Regions from separate parts of the Homo sapiens genome. Here all the other regions are linked to region 1. The links are chromatin contacts, found by Hi-C in ENCODE. All regions are on one chromosome and are shown on one strand. The core of a region is the stretch at or near the end of the contact, and the rest is flanking DNA. Distances in the headings are between cores, read along the strand shown.

Region 1 (4,718 bases), core at 1,280-3,779:
GCAGAGTAAGCTTACTATATAAATCAGAACTCTTTCTGATGAAGTGACCAATTTAATCCCAAAATTGAATGTCCTAGAAGGAACTCAGAGAGTTGCAGGACCCTGGGGACTTTAAGCACTAGAACCAAGGACGTGATCACCATCAAGATCCTTTTCTTCTCCTCCCAACCCAGCTCTCTTTCTCCACTCCTCTCAGTCTCTGTGTGCTGGCCTCATTTTTTCCGACAGTAGGCTTCTACACAGGGGAAACCTTGGTCACAGGCAGCTCCAGACTTCCATTATGTCAGCTTAGCATCCTGAAAGAAAGAGAAAGCCTATCTGACTTCAAAATATATGAATCCCAACGGAAGTCTCTGATTGGCCCAATTTGGTTCTCATGCCCTGTACCCAGGCCAAGGCATGGAGGAGAGGGAGCAGGTCCTGGGATTGGTAGATCACATGCCCATCCTCAAGGCTGGGGAGTGTCGGCCTATGCTGGGCAGCACCACCCTGGGTTGCAGTGAGGGAGGATCAGTTCTCCAAAGGGAGTGAGGACAGAGAACTAAAAGAAGGGAGCAGACAGAAACCAATGTCAATTATACTCAATGGTGAGTTGCAGTGAGGGAGGATCAGTTCTCCAAAGGGAGTGAGGACAGAGAACTAAAAGAAGGGAGCAGACAGAAACCAATGTCAATTATACTCAATGGTGAGATACTCTTTTATTAAAAAAAAAAAATTATTTTTAGCAACAGGGTCTCACTCTGTTGCCCAGGCTGGGGTGCAGTGGCATCATCATAGCTCACTACAACCTCAAACTCCTAGGCTCAAAAGATCCTCCCGCCTCAGCCTCCCAAGTAGCTGGGACTACAGGCATGCACCACCACACCTGGCTGATTTTTGCATTTCATATAGTGATGGGGTTTCACCATGTAGCCCAGGCTGATCTCAAACTCCTGGACTCAAGTGATCCTCCCACCTCGGCCTCCCAAAGTGCAGGGATTACAGGCGTGAGCTACTGCACTAAGCCTTTCTTTTGTCTTGAATGATGTCTTTCATTCTTGTCCCAGAGTGTCCTGATGCACCACAATGAAATTATTATATTCTTGGAATTAGACTAGCACTTAGTCTGTAATTTTTTCTCTTCTCATCATGTAATTTTAAAATATTTCCCTATGTTCTACATTACAGCATTTGTTGAGATGCAATTATTATAGTTTTAAAGGGCTTTCACGTACATTATCTCATTTAATTCTCAAAATCTTCTAAGCCATTTTTAAATGTATTAAGCCTATTTTATAGATGGACAAAAAGGCTTAGAGAGGTTCTGTGATTTTCCCAAGACCACAGACAGAGTGTAATGGAGCGGCTCGATGAACACAGATCGGGCTCCTTGCCTGTCCTTGGTGTCACATGCCTTAGATAACTGTCACCTATGTTTTTTAATTTATATTTGTCTCATTGTCCCTGGAGAACTGAGACTCTGCCATCTACTTTTACCACAGAGCTCCACGAAACCTCCTCTAGTGCTGTATACCTTGTGAATGCTGAATAGGTGATGCAGACTGGTAATGAACCAAGGAGTTTAAAACGCTATTGTTCAAGTGGAGATACAGCTGGGAGCCTTTGAGGTTGTGGAGCCCAGGTACAGTGGGAAGACTGCCTGGCTCCCCGTGTTTGTTTACGCGTTGGGAGTCAGCACGGGGCCTCCCCCACGGTGAGGAGCGCTGTCCCTGGAGAGCCTCTTGGAAGGCAGCCATGATCGTGGAGAGGAGTGTTCATGTCTCATCCGGGAAATCTCTCACCGCCTGTGCCCCTTCCCTGTCTTCTCTCAGACAGCCCATAGAAACACATTAGCATCCTGGGCCTGATGCCATTCCTTAAGCAAAAGGCACCTGCCCACCCACATATGTCCATGTGAGTCTCACCCACCTGAAAGCAGCACCCCCTGAGCCCATCCTGGCCACATCCACAAAGCACACCCAGCAGCTCATTGCCCCTGCATTAGAGACACACACACACACGATTATAGAGTTTACCCCTGTGGAAAGTGTTTTCAGATGAAACAGAAAAGGGTCTAGCATCCCTTACTCTGTATTCTTCTTAAGGGAGAAACTTACAACTGCAAAACAGGTCCTGCCCTCCCCACCCGCCCCTTTTCTGGTGGGTTTCTTCCCTCCTCTCTGTCCAGGCAGCTCACGTCTCTGGAGGGACACCTCACCTGCTTCCTGCTATAGCCTCTGCTATGTTCTGTGATGCCTTCTGAGACCCTGCCAGACTACCTGGGGCAGCTTGTCTCATGATCCTCCTGCTCAATTCACAGCTCCCTGTTGAAGTACAAGCTAGTTAACAACAGACACAGATTCAGATCCAAGTGAGGGGTGGGTTGGGCTGTGTGTGTGTGTGCACGCGCACATGCAGAATTTTGATACTGCTCCTGCACATTGCATGTAATGATGTGCAACACTTGTTCTTCTCACTTAGGAGTCCCACCATCTAATGCCTACAGGAAGTAAACCAGAAGTCTCATCCGAGGACACCATCTACCGATCTATGTCAGTTTCCTATTGCCGCTGTAACAAATTACCACAGATTTGGTGGCTTTAAACCACAGACATGTTTTTTTCTCACAGTTATTAAGGCCAGCAGTCCACATTCATTTCACTGGGCCAGAACGAGGGCGTTGGGCAGGGCCTGTTCCCTCTGGAGGCTCTCAGGGAGAATCCACTCCTCCACCCCTCCGGCCTCTGGGAGCTGCCGGCACTCCTTGGTTTGTGACTGCTTCACCCTGATCTGTGCCTCCAGGATCACACTGCCTCCTCCTCCTCCTCCTGTCTGTGTCAGATCTCCCTCTGCCTCTCTTTTAAAAGAATACTTGTGATTGTATCTAGGGTCCACCTGGATAATCCAGGATAATCTCCCCATCTCAGCAGCCTTACATAATCCCATCTGCAGGCCTTTTTGCCACGTACGGTAACATTCACAGGTTCCAGGGATTAGGATGTGGATATTTGGGGGTGGGAGGGCATATTCAGCATCACACACTACCCTTCCCAGTAATTCCCCCGACACACATACACACACACACACATACGCACACACACATATACACACCCCTAAGTTCTACTCAAGAGCTGGCTCTGCTTCTTTCAACTTCCCAGTTCTGAGGAGCCAGCTTCCCAGCTCTGCCATGCACTTCCTACCCATCTCACCCTCTCCCACCTGCAAAGCAGTAATTCCTCAGTGCCTTGCTACCAGCTCTCCAAAGGGCAGAGGAGGCTAGACATCGCCTCTGATCAAGGTACTGGATACCTTCTTCCCCAAAACCACTGGCCCAGTGGGGCAGAAGAGGGCAAGCCTTAAGTGGGGTAGAACCCAAATGGGCCAATTTTACCACCATAAGAATCAAGTCAGCCGGGCGCAGTGGCTCACGCCTGTAATCCCAGCACTTTGGGAGGCTGAGGTATGTGGATCACAAGGTCAGGAGTTCGAGACCAGCCTGGCCAACATGGTGAAACCCTGTCTGTAAGAAAAATACAAAAATTAGCCAGGCCTGGTGGCGGGCGCCTGTAATTCCAGCTACTCAGGAGGCTGAGGCAGGAGAATTGCTTGAACCCGAGAGGCAGAGATTGCAATGAGCCAAGATCGTGCCACTGCAGTCTAGCCTGGGCGACAGAGCAAGACTCTGCCTCAAAAAAAAAAAAAAAAAAGTTGTTTTGCTTTTATGTAGCTTTTATTGTTTTGTTTTATTTTTATAGAGTCTCTCTTTGTTGCCCAGGCTGGAATGCAGTAGCACAGTCACAGCTCACTACAGACTTGATCTCCTGGGCTTAAGCAGTCCTCCCACCTCAGCCTCCTGAGTAGCTGGGACTACAGGCACATACCACCATACCCAGCTATTTTTTTTATCTTATTTTTAGTATAGACGGGGTCTCACTATGTTGCCCAGGCCGGTCTGAAACTCCTGGGCTCAAGCGATCCTCCCATCTCAGCCTTCCAAAGTGCTAGGATTATAGGTGTGAGCCACCAAACCTGGCTACTTTTATGTAGCTTTGACAAGCGCAGGAAATGTCTTGCTTCTGCCCCTCTGTCAGGATATCTCTAGAATTTAAAGTTAGTGAGAACAGAAAGCACATCCTTGGCTTACAGTCCACAGGGCCTGGCAGTGCCTCAACAGGCTGGACACTCCTTGGACAGCCACATGGACTCCTCCTTACTGTGGTTAGCTGCCATCAACCAGTCCTCTCGCCAGCATGCAGGGTGGGTTTGGCAGCGCCAGGCACAGCTTCACATGCCTTCCTTGTTCTTCTGAAGTCCCCTCTCTGGATGGTGACCTTGTTCATGTGGCCATTTTTAAAGCAGAAAGTTGGATCCCAGGCCAAATCCTGCCTTGCAGTTCCGAGAGGCATGTGCTGTCCCCCTTCACTGGTGATGGCGGGCCGGGGAAAGACCCCACTGTGGTCTTACGAAAAGTGTTTGTAGAGAAACCAAGCAGCACTGTATGGGATGGCTGATAATTGCTGCTCTTGGTGTTAGTTCCTATCTGCTTAGGCAGAAGGTTGGGACTGGGGAGGAGGAATGTTAGTGGAGATTTTATGTAACTGTAAACTTCCTCTCTACTGTAAGAAGGATTCTCTTGAAAGAAAATGAAAAACAGTTCCAGATGGTCCATGGAAGATGTTTCATGGTTGGAAACCTATTCTACCTCCTTGTCAAGAATAACTATGCCTTGGCTGGGCACG
Region 2 (4,718 bases), core at 3-2,502, 3.7 Mb before region 1:
TTTAATTTTTTCCATGCCTAGAGTTGGCATGGCATATATATATCTTTATACAATTCTTCAAATTTTATAGAATTTGTATAATGTTTTATCTTGCTTTTTTTTTAACCACTGATGTTATAAGCATATTTATGCCACTTCATTCACGTTAGAGACTTAATAATAAAGGATCTTGTGGATAATTTATCATTCCCTGATAGAGAAAAATTTAGCTTTGCTTATTTTAGAGTTATAAATGATGCTGGGTCAGGTATCTTTATGTTTGAAGATGGCTCCATATTTGGGTTGTTTCCACAGAACTCTTTCCCAGAAATGCTTTTTCTAGGTTAATGGCTACACATATTTCTAGGCACCTGACATACTGACACCCACCTCTAAAGTATTTTTATGATCCACAACTAGCGTTTAACACAGCGCCCCAGTCACTCCGAGACTAATAAATAGACAAATGACTGAAACGTGACCTCATGCTTTCTATTCCTCCAGCTTTCATTGAGTTCCTTTCCTCTGGGAGGACTGGGGGTTGTCTAGCCCTCCACAGCATCAGCCCATTGACCCTATCCTTGTGGTTATAGCAGCTGAGGAAGCAGAATTACAGCTCTGTGGGAAGGAATGGGGCTGGAGAGTTCATGCATAGACCAATTCTTTTTTTTTTTTTTTTTTGAGATGGAGTTTCACTTTTGTTGCCCAGGCTGGAGTGCAATGGCATGATCTCAGCTCACCACAGCCCCCACCTCCTGGGTTCAAGCGATTCTCCTGCCCTCAGCCTCCCGAGTAGCTGGGATTACAGGCATGTGCCACCACGCCTGACTACTTTTGTATTTTTAGTAGAGATGGAGTTTCTCTTTCTTGGTCAGGTTGGTCTCAAACTCCTGACCTCAGGTGATCTGCAGCCTCGGCCTCCCAAAGTGTTGGGATTACAGGTGTGAGCGACCATGCCTGGCTGCATAGACCAGTTCTTATGAGAAGGGATCAACTAAGAATAGCCTTGGGTTGACACACACCCCTCTTCACACTCACAGGAGAAACCCCATGAAGCTAGAACCAGTCATGAGTTGAGAGCTGAGAGTTAGAGAGTAGCTCAGAGATGCTATTCTTGGATATCCTGAGCCCCTGTGGTCACCAGGGACCCTGAGTTGTGCAACACTCAGCATGACAGCATCACTACACTTAAAAATTTCCCTCCTCACCCCCAGATTCCATTTCCCCATCCGCCAGGGCTGCCTATAAAGAGGAGAGATGGCTTCAGACATCAGAAGGACGCAGGCAGCAAAGAGTAGTCAGTCCCTTCTTGGCTCTGCTGACACTCGAGCCCACATTCCATCACCTGCTCCCAATCATGCAGGTCTCCACTGCTGCCCTTGCCGTCCTCCTCTGCACCATGGCTCTCTGCAACCAGGTCCTCTCTGCACCACGTGAGTCCATGTTGTTGTTGTGGGTATCACCACTCTCTGGCCATGGTTAGACCACATCAGTCTTTTTTTGTGGCCTGAGAGCCCCGAAGAGAAAAGAAGGAAGTTCTTAAAGCGCTGCCAAACACCTTGGTCTTTTTCTTCACAACTTTTATTTTTATCTCTAGAAGGGGTCTTAGCCCTCCTAGTCTCCAGGTATGAGAATCTAGGCAGGGGCAGGGGAGTTACAGTCCCTTGTACAGATAGAAAAACAGGGTTCAAAACGAATCAGTTTGCAAGAGGCAGAATCCAGGGCTGCTTACTTCCCAGTGGGGTCTGTTCTTCACTCTCCAGCTCACCCTAGGTCTCCCAGGAGCCCTGTCCCTTGGATGTCTTATGAGAGATGTCCAGGGCTTCTCTTGGGCTGGGGTATGACTTCTTGAACCGACAAAATTCCATGAAGAGAGCTAAGAGAACAGTCCATTCAGGTATCTGGATCACATAGAGAAACAGAGAACCCACTATGAAGAGTCAAGGGGAAAGAGGAATATAGACAGAAACAAAGAGACATTTCTCTGCAAAACCCCCCAAATGCCTTGCAGTCACTTGGTCTGAGCAAGCCTGCCCTCCTCAACCACTCAGGGATCAGAAGCTGCCTGGCCTTTTCTTCTGAGCTGTGACTCGGGCTTATTCTCTCCTTTCTCCGCAGTTGCTGCTGACACGCCGACCGCCTGCTGCTTCAGCTACACCTCCCGACAGATTCCACAGAATTTCATAGCTGACTACTTTGAGACGAGCAGCCAGTGCTCCAAGCCCAGTGTCATGTAAGTGCCAGTCTTCCTGCTCACCTCTAGGGAGGTAGGGAGTGTCAGGGTGGGGGCAGAAACAGGCCAGAAGGCCATCCTGGAAAGGCCCAGCCTTCAGGAGCCTATCGGGGATACAGGACGCAGGGCACTGAGGTGTGACCTGACTTGGGGCTGGAGTGAGGTGGGTGTTACAGAGTCAGGAAGGGCTGCCCCAGGCCAGAGGAAAGGGACAGGAAGAAGGAGGCAGCAGGACACTCTGAGGGCCCCCTTGCCTGGAGTCACTGAGAGAAGCTCTCTAGACGGAGATAGGCAGGGGGCCCCTGAGAGAGGAGCAGGCCTTGAGCTGCCCAGGACAGAGAGCAGGATGTCAGGGCCATGGTGGGCCCAGGATTCCCCGGCTGGATTCCCCAGTGCTTAACTCTTCCTCCCTTCTCCACAGCTTCCTAACCAAGAGAGGCCGGCAGGTCTGTGCTGACCCCAGTGAGGAGTGGGTCCAGAAATACGTCAGTGACCTGGAGCTGAGTGCCTGAGGGGTCCAGAAGCTTCGAGGCCCAGCGACCTCAGTGGGCCCAGTGGGGAGGAGCAGGAGCCTGAGCCTTGGGAACATGCGTGTGACCTCCACAGCTACCTCTTCTATGGACTGGTTATTGCCAAACAGCCACACTGTGGGACTCTTCTTAACTTAAATTTTAATTTATTTATACTATTTAGTTTTTATAATTTATTTTTGATTTCACAGTGTGTTTGTGATTGTTTGCTCTGAGAGTTCCCCCTGTCCCCTCCACCTTCCCTCACAGTGTGTCTGGTGACAACCGAGTGGCTGTCATCGGCCTGTGTAGGCAGTCATGGCACCAAAGCCACCAGACTGACAAATGTGTATCAGATGCTTTTGTTCAGGGCTGTGATCGGCCTGGGGAAATAATAAAGATGTTCTTTTAAACGGTAAACCAGTATTGAGTTTGGTTTTGTTTTTCTGGCAAATCAAAATCACTGGTTAAGAGGAATCATAGGCAAAGATTAGGAAGAGGTGAAATGGAGGGAAATTGGGAGAGATGGGGAGCGCTGCGACAGAGTTATCCACTTCACAAAATTCTGGAACATTGAAACTACGAATATGTTATAACTCAAATCGTAATATGCACGCTCTAGGAGAATTAACTACTTGAATGGCCACCATTAAGCAGAGTATTCTGTAGGGCATATTCATGATGAATCAAGCTCTTAATAGCAATTATTTACATTGTTGAGGCTTACTCCTCCTACTGAGTGCTTTTTATACATTGTTCATTTAATCTTACCAATGCAATAGTACAGCTTAGGTACTATTAATACCTCCACTTGACAGAAAAGTAACCCAGGGCTCAGAAAGGTTAGACAACTTGGCTGAGGTTACACAGCACGTAAACGGTCAATTGTGTTCCAAAACTGGACTTTTATTGAACTACAGACTATGCTGTTAACCATTGACCAAGTTATTTCCCAAAGTATGACCCGCCTATACTCAAATCTTACCCCATTCTTTAACAGATGATACTTTATCCATTGCAACCACTTCCTGTCAGGATTCTGAGTTGACATAGAGTGTTTCAGCAGTGATTATTTAAGCCAATTACATCAGGATCTTTAGGTGTAGACCTGGGAACTGATATTTTTATCAAGCTCATGAGGTGTTCCATAGCATGTTAATGACTGAGAGCCACTGTCAATAGAATTCACCACTGTTTTCTAAATGTGGTAAGTCTCTGCATATGGCAACAGGTGTATTATACATTATTTCTCTAGAATCTACACTCTACAAAATAAATAGCTAATGTTAGAGAATGAAAAGACAACCAGCTTCTGTGTGGAGCAGGATGCTGTCTATAGGTTTGAAAGGTAAGTTATTTAATAGATGGATTGCTTGCATTATATGTACAAGAAATGCATACTAAGCTAGGGTCCTTTTTGCAGAAGAAAGGGAAATTCAAAATATTTGTGTGAAAACCAAACGTGTTAATTTTTATGAGCTATGCTTATTTCATTTTGTTTAAAATAATCTAATTTCTGTGTCCAAACATGTTTAGAATTGTAGGGCTCAAACTCTTTAAAGCATAATTAAACACTACTACTTAGCAGATATTAAAATGCACATACTATGTGACCTACATCCCATTTGACCTGATCCCATTTCTAGGAATCTGCTTCATAGAAACACTGCCAAAAGATAAGAATATGTAGACATGAGGATATTCTTTCAAGTATGGTTGGTAAAGAGCAAAGAAATGCAAACAGTCATCAGTAGGGGATTAATAAGTAGAGGATTAAGATGTCCATCAATGGAATATTCTGCAGTCAGTAAACAAAAGCAGCACACATCTATAACTGTGGAAAGTGTCCTCAATATTCTAGGTAAAATGCATATCTATTTACATTCAGTATATGCATATATATTCTCTACATATGCTACAAAACTGTCTGTAAAGGATATTATTTTGTTTTTATTTTTAAAAGCCATATACACACATATATTTACATAGGCAAATAT
Region 3 (4,718 bases), core at 902-3,401, 3.6 Mb before region 1:
CATGGATGCCAAAGCTCCGGTGAAACCTACCACGGCCCCTGATCTTGCTTCTGCTTCTCCTCCCTCAAGACTGGCACTAGCCATCATTGGGGTGGGAAGGAAACAGAGCCCATGTGTATTAAAAGACCTAAGTCTACAGACACTTAGAAAGGACAGAATTCCAAAGGCATGGTCGCACTTGGCTTCTGTCCTCTGTTATTCTCCAGCATCAAATGTATCAACTCTAACCCCTTTGGGGGGAATACAAGGCCTGTCCTGGTTTGGTCCCAATTTAGCTTTATCATCCATATTCACCCCCACTGCTCTGCAGCTCCACTGAAGCACCCCCTCTTTCCTCTGAACCCACAATGTCACACTCAGGACTCTGCCTCAGCTGGGCACTCATCTATAGATGCCTAAATCCCGGGCAGTTATCCAGACACAACTAAAGTTCCATCCCTTCCATGAAGCCTTCCCCAACCCTCTGGTGGAAGGTCACTTCTTCCCCTCGTGGGATTCTGAGCTTTCATTTCTTTTTCTACTAGGAGTCCTAGCACTTTCGGCTAAATGCTACAATTACCTGTTCATACACTCTACCTGCCCCCACGAGATCAGGGGCATCTCAGAAACAAAGATCATTAAAACCAACTAAATCTATTTCTCATTATAAAATGAGGTATGCTGATTGATTGTGAAAGAATAAAATAACAAAGTATGGAAAAGAAAAAAAAGCATATAATCTGGCTGAGAAGGTAGAGACCCTTCCACACCACTGAAATTATGTATTGAAAAGAATAAGTAAAAAACTGCTTCAATTTGGCATGATTTATGTAAGTATAGTATAGGATCCTTAAAATGGTTCAAAGAAATGGGAAATCAAGACTTCATTTTGGCCAAAACCATTGAACAGAAACTTCAGCATATTTATCAATAATTTCTTTCAGATTAAACAACTGACAACAACCTATTTTTCAACCAGTGATGTTGGAAATGTTTTTTTAAAAATTAGTTTATAAATTTGTGGGCTGACCAAGAAGGTAATAAAGTCTAACTAAGTAAAATGAGAAAAATTCAGAAAAAGAAAAAAATAAGAAAATAAATCACCCAGGGACCTATCACACAAATATAAGAACTATTCATTCTTTAAGGCATGTATTTCCAAGCCTTTGTATTTTTTTCCATGCTTAGGGTTGGCAAGGAATATATATATATTTGTACAAATATATATGTGTATATGTACAAATACATGTATATATAGTACAAATATATATATATATTTGTACAATTCTTCAGACTTTGTAGAATTTGTATAATGTCGTATCTTGCTTTTTTTAACCACTGATGTTATAAGCATATTTATGCCACTTCATTCATTTTAGAGACTTAATAATAAATGATCTAGTGGATAATTTATCATTCCCTGATGGAGAAAAATTTAGCTTTGTTTATTTTAGAGTTATAAACGATGCTGGGTCAGGTATCTTTATGTTTGAAGATGGCTCCATATTTGGGTTGTTTCCACAGAACTCTTTCCTAGAAATGCTTTTTCTAGGTTAATGGCTACAGATATTTCTAGGCACCTGACATATTGACACCCACCTCTAAAGTATTTTTATGATCCACAACTAGCGTTTAACACAGCGCCCTAGTCACTACATGACTAATAAATAGACAAATGACTGAAACATGACCTCATGCTTTCTATTCCTCCAGCTTTCATTCAGTTCTTTGCCTCTGGGAGGAGGAAGGGTTGTGCAGCCCTCCACAGCATCAGCCCATCAACCCTATCCCTGTGGTTATAGCAGCTGAGGAAGCAGAATTGCAGCTCTGTGGGAAGGAATGGGGCTGGAGAGTTCATGCACAGACCAGTTCTTATGAGAAGGGACTGACTAAGAATAGCCTTGGGTTGACATATACCCCTCTTCACACTCACAGGAGAAACCATTTCCCTATGAAACTATAACAAGTCATGAGTTGAGAGCTGAGAGTTAGAGAATAGCTCAAAGATGCTATTCTTGGATATCCTGAGCCCCTGTGGTCACCAGGGACCCTGAGTTGTGCAACTTAGCATGACAGCATCACTACGCTTAAAAATTTCCCTCCTCACCCCCAGATTCCATTTCCCCATCCGCCAGGGCTGCCTATAAAGAGGAGAGCTGGTTTCAGACTTCAGAAGGACACGGGCAGCAGACAGTGGTCAGTCCTTTCTTGGCTCTGCTGACACTCGAGCCCACATTCCGTCACCTGCTCAGAATCATGCAGGTCTCCACTGCTGCCCTTGCTGTCCTCCTCTGCACCATGGCTCTCTGCAACCAGTTCTCTGCATCACGTGAGTCTGAGTTTCGTTGTGGGTATCACCACTCTCTGGCCATGGTTAGACCACATCAATCTTTTCTTGTGGCCTAAAAGCCCCCAAGAGAAAAGAGAACTTCTTAAAGGGCTGCCAAACATCTTGGTCTTTCTCTTTAAGACTTTTATTTTTATCTCTAGAAGGGGTCTTAGCCCCCTAGTCTCCAGGTATGAGAATCTAGGCAGGGGCAGGGGAGTTACAGTCCCTTTTACAGATAGAAAAACAGGGTTCGAAACGAATCAGTTAGCAAGAGGCAGAATCCAGGGCTGCTTACTTCCCAGTGGGGTATGTTGTTCACTCTCCAGCTCACTCTAGGTCTCCCAGGAGCTCTGTCCCTTGGATGTCTTATGAGAGATGTCCAAGGCTTCTCTTGGGTTGGGGTATGACTTCTTGAACCAGACAAAATTCCCTGAAGAGAACTGAGATAAGAGAACAGTCCGTTCAGGTATCTGGATCACACAGAGAAACAGAGAACCCACTATGAAGAGTCAAGGAGAAAGAAGGATACAGACAGAAACAAAGAGACATTTCTCAGCAAAAATGCCCAAATGCCTTCCAGTCACTTGGTCTGAGCAAGCCTGCCTTCCTCAACTGCTCGGGGATCAGAAGCTGCCTGGCCTTTTCTTCTGAGCTGTGACTCGGGCTCATTCTCTTCCTTTCTCCACAGTTGCTGCTGACACGCCGACCGCCTGCTGCTTCAGCTACACCTCCCGGCAGATTCCACAGAATTTCATAGCTGACTACTTTGAGACGAGCAGCCAGTGCTCCAAGCCCGGTGTCATGTAAGTGCCAGTCTTCCTGCTCACCTCTATGGAGGTAGGGAGGGTCAGGGTTGGGGCAGAGACAGGCCAGAAGGCTATCCTGGAAAGGCCCAGCCTTCAGGAGCCTATCGGGGATACAGGACGCAGGGCTCCGAGGTGTGACCTGACTTGGAGCTGGAGTGAGGCATGTGTTACAGAGTCAGGAAGGGCTGCCCCAGCCCAGAGGAAAGGGACAGGAAGAAGGAGGCAGCGGGACACTCTGAGGGCCACCCCTACTGAGTCACTGAGAGAAGCTCTCTAGACAGAGATAGGCAGGGGGCCCCTGAAAGAGGAGCAAGCCCTGAGCTGCCCAGGACAGAGAGCAGAATGGTGGGGCCATGGTGGGCCCAGGATTCCCCTGCTGGATTCCCCAGTGCTTAACTCTTCCTCCCTTCTCCACAGCTTCCTAACCAAGCGAAGCCGGCAGGTCTGTGCTGACCCCAGTGAGGAGTGGGTCCAGAAATATGTCAGCGACCTGGAGCTGAGTGCCTGAGGGGTCCAGAAGCTTCGAGGCCCAGCGACCTCGGTGGGCCCAGTGGGGAGGAGCAGGAGCCTGAGCCTTGGGAACATGCGTGTGACCTCCACAGCTACCTCTTCTATGGACTGGTTGTTGCCAAACAGCCACACTGTGGGACTCTTCTTAACTTAAATTTTAATTTATTTATACTATTTAGTTTTTGTAATTTATTTTCGATTTCACAGTGTGTTTGTGATTGTTTGCTCTGAGAGTTCCCCTGTCCCCTCCCCCTTCCCTCACACCGCGTCTGGTGACAACCGAGTGGCTGTCATCAGCCTGTGTAGGCAGTCATGGCACCAAAGCCACCAGACTGACAAATGTGTATCGGATGCTTTTGTTCAGGGCTGTGATCGGCCTGGGGAAATAATAAAGATGCTCTTTTAAAAGGTAAACCAGTATTGAGTTTGGTTTTGTTTTTCTGGCAAATCAAAATCACTGGTTAAGAGGAATCATAGGCAAAGATTAGGAAGAGGTGAAATGGAGGGAAATTGGGAGAGATGGGGAGGGCTACCACAGAGTTATCCACTTTACAACGGAGACACAGTTCTGGAACATTGAAACTACGAATATGTTATAACTCAAATCATAACATGCATGCTCTAGGAGAATTCACTACTCGAATGGCCACCATTAAGCATAGTATTCTGTAGGGCATATTCATGATGAATCAAGCTCTTAATAGCAATTATTTACATTGTTGAGGCTTACTCCTCCTACTGAGCGCTTTTTATACATTGCTCATTTAATCTTACCAATGCAATAGTACAGCTTAGGTACTATTAATACCTCCACTTGACAGAAAAGTAACCCAGGGCTCAGAAAGGTTAGACAACTTGGCTGAGGTTACACAGCACGTAAACGGTCAATTGTGTTCCAAAACTGGACTTTTATTGAACTACAGACTATGCTGTTAACCATTGACCAAGTTATTTCCCAAAGTATGACCCGCCTATACTCAAATCTTACCCCATTCTTTAACAGATGATACTTTATCCATTGCAACCACTTCCTGTCAGGATTCTGAGTTGACATAGAGTGTTTGAGCAGTGATTGTTGAAGCCACTTAAATAGG

The links. Hi-C counts contacts between places; a loop is a spot of excess contacts on that map. Pooled maps may share reads with other maps.
Region 2: a loop to region 1 is called in a map with no recorded cell type, with 9 times the contacts of the local background. The contact joins the promoter of CCL3L3 here to the enhancer-like site in region 1. A Hi-C loop is called at or near these places in 4 of 37 single-sample maps with no recorded cell type and 3 of 50 pooled maps.
Region 3: a map with no recorded cell type shows a loop between it and region 1 (5-fold over the local background). The contact joins the promoter of CCL3 here to the enhancer-like site in region 1. A Hi-C loop is called at or near these places in 5 of 37 single-sample maps with no recorded cell type and 7 of 50 pooled maps.

Annotation. Positions count from the first base shown.
Region 1 is chr17:32,526,807-32,531,524 of GRCh38, reverse strand. All of the region lies in intron 21 of MYO1D (myosin ID), which reads left to right. Among named protein-coding and RNA genes, the nearest start is that of CDK5R1, 42 kb to the right of the region's middle. Within about 2 kb of position 2,529, at least 2 of the 41 ENCODE cell types and tissues checked have a DNase peak (open chromatin) inside an H3K27ac peak, as active enhancers do.
Region 2 is chr17:36,193,292-36,198,009 of GRCh38, reverse strand. CCL3L3 (C-C motif chemokine ligand 3 like 3) reads left to right here and starts at 1,252. Exons shown (of 3, transcript NM_001001437.4): 1 at 1,252-1,412; 2 at 2,098-2,212; 3 at 2,634-3,141. The coding sequence starts at 1,337. The coding sequence ends at 2,724. It overlaps LOC128966706 (a long non-coding RNA gene), which reads right to left. Exons shown (of 2, transcript XR_008485584.1): 2 at 1,543-1,880.
Region 3 is chr17:36,087,576-36,092,293 of GRCh38, reverse strand. It overlaps CCL3 (C-C motif chemokine ligand 3), which reads left to right and starts at 2,151. Exons shown (of 3, transcript NM_002983.3): 1 at 2,151-2,308; 2 at 2,997-3,111; 3 at 3,532-4,038. The coding sequence starts at 2,236. The coding sequence ends at 3,622. It overlaps CCL3-AS1 (CCL3 antisense RNA 1), which reads right to left. Exons shown (of 3, transcript NR_186417.1): 3 at 2,432-2,748.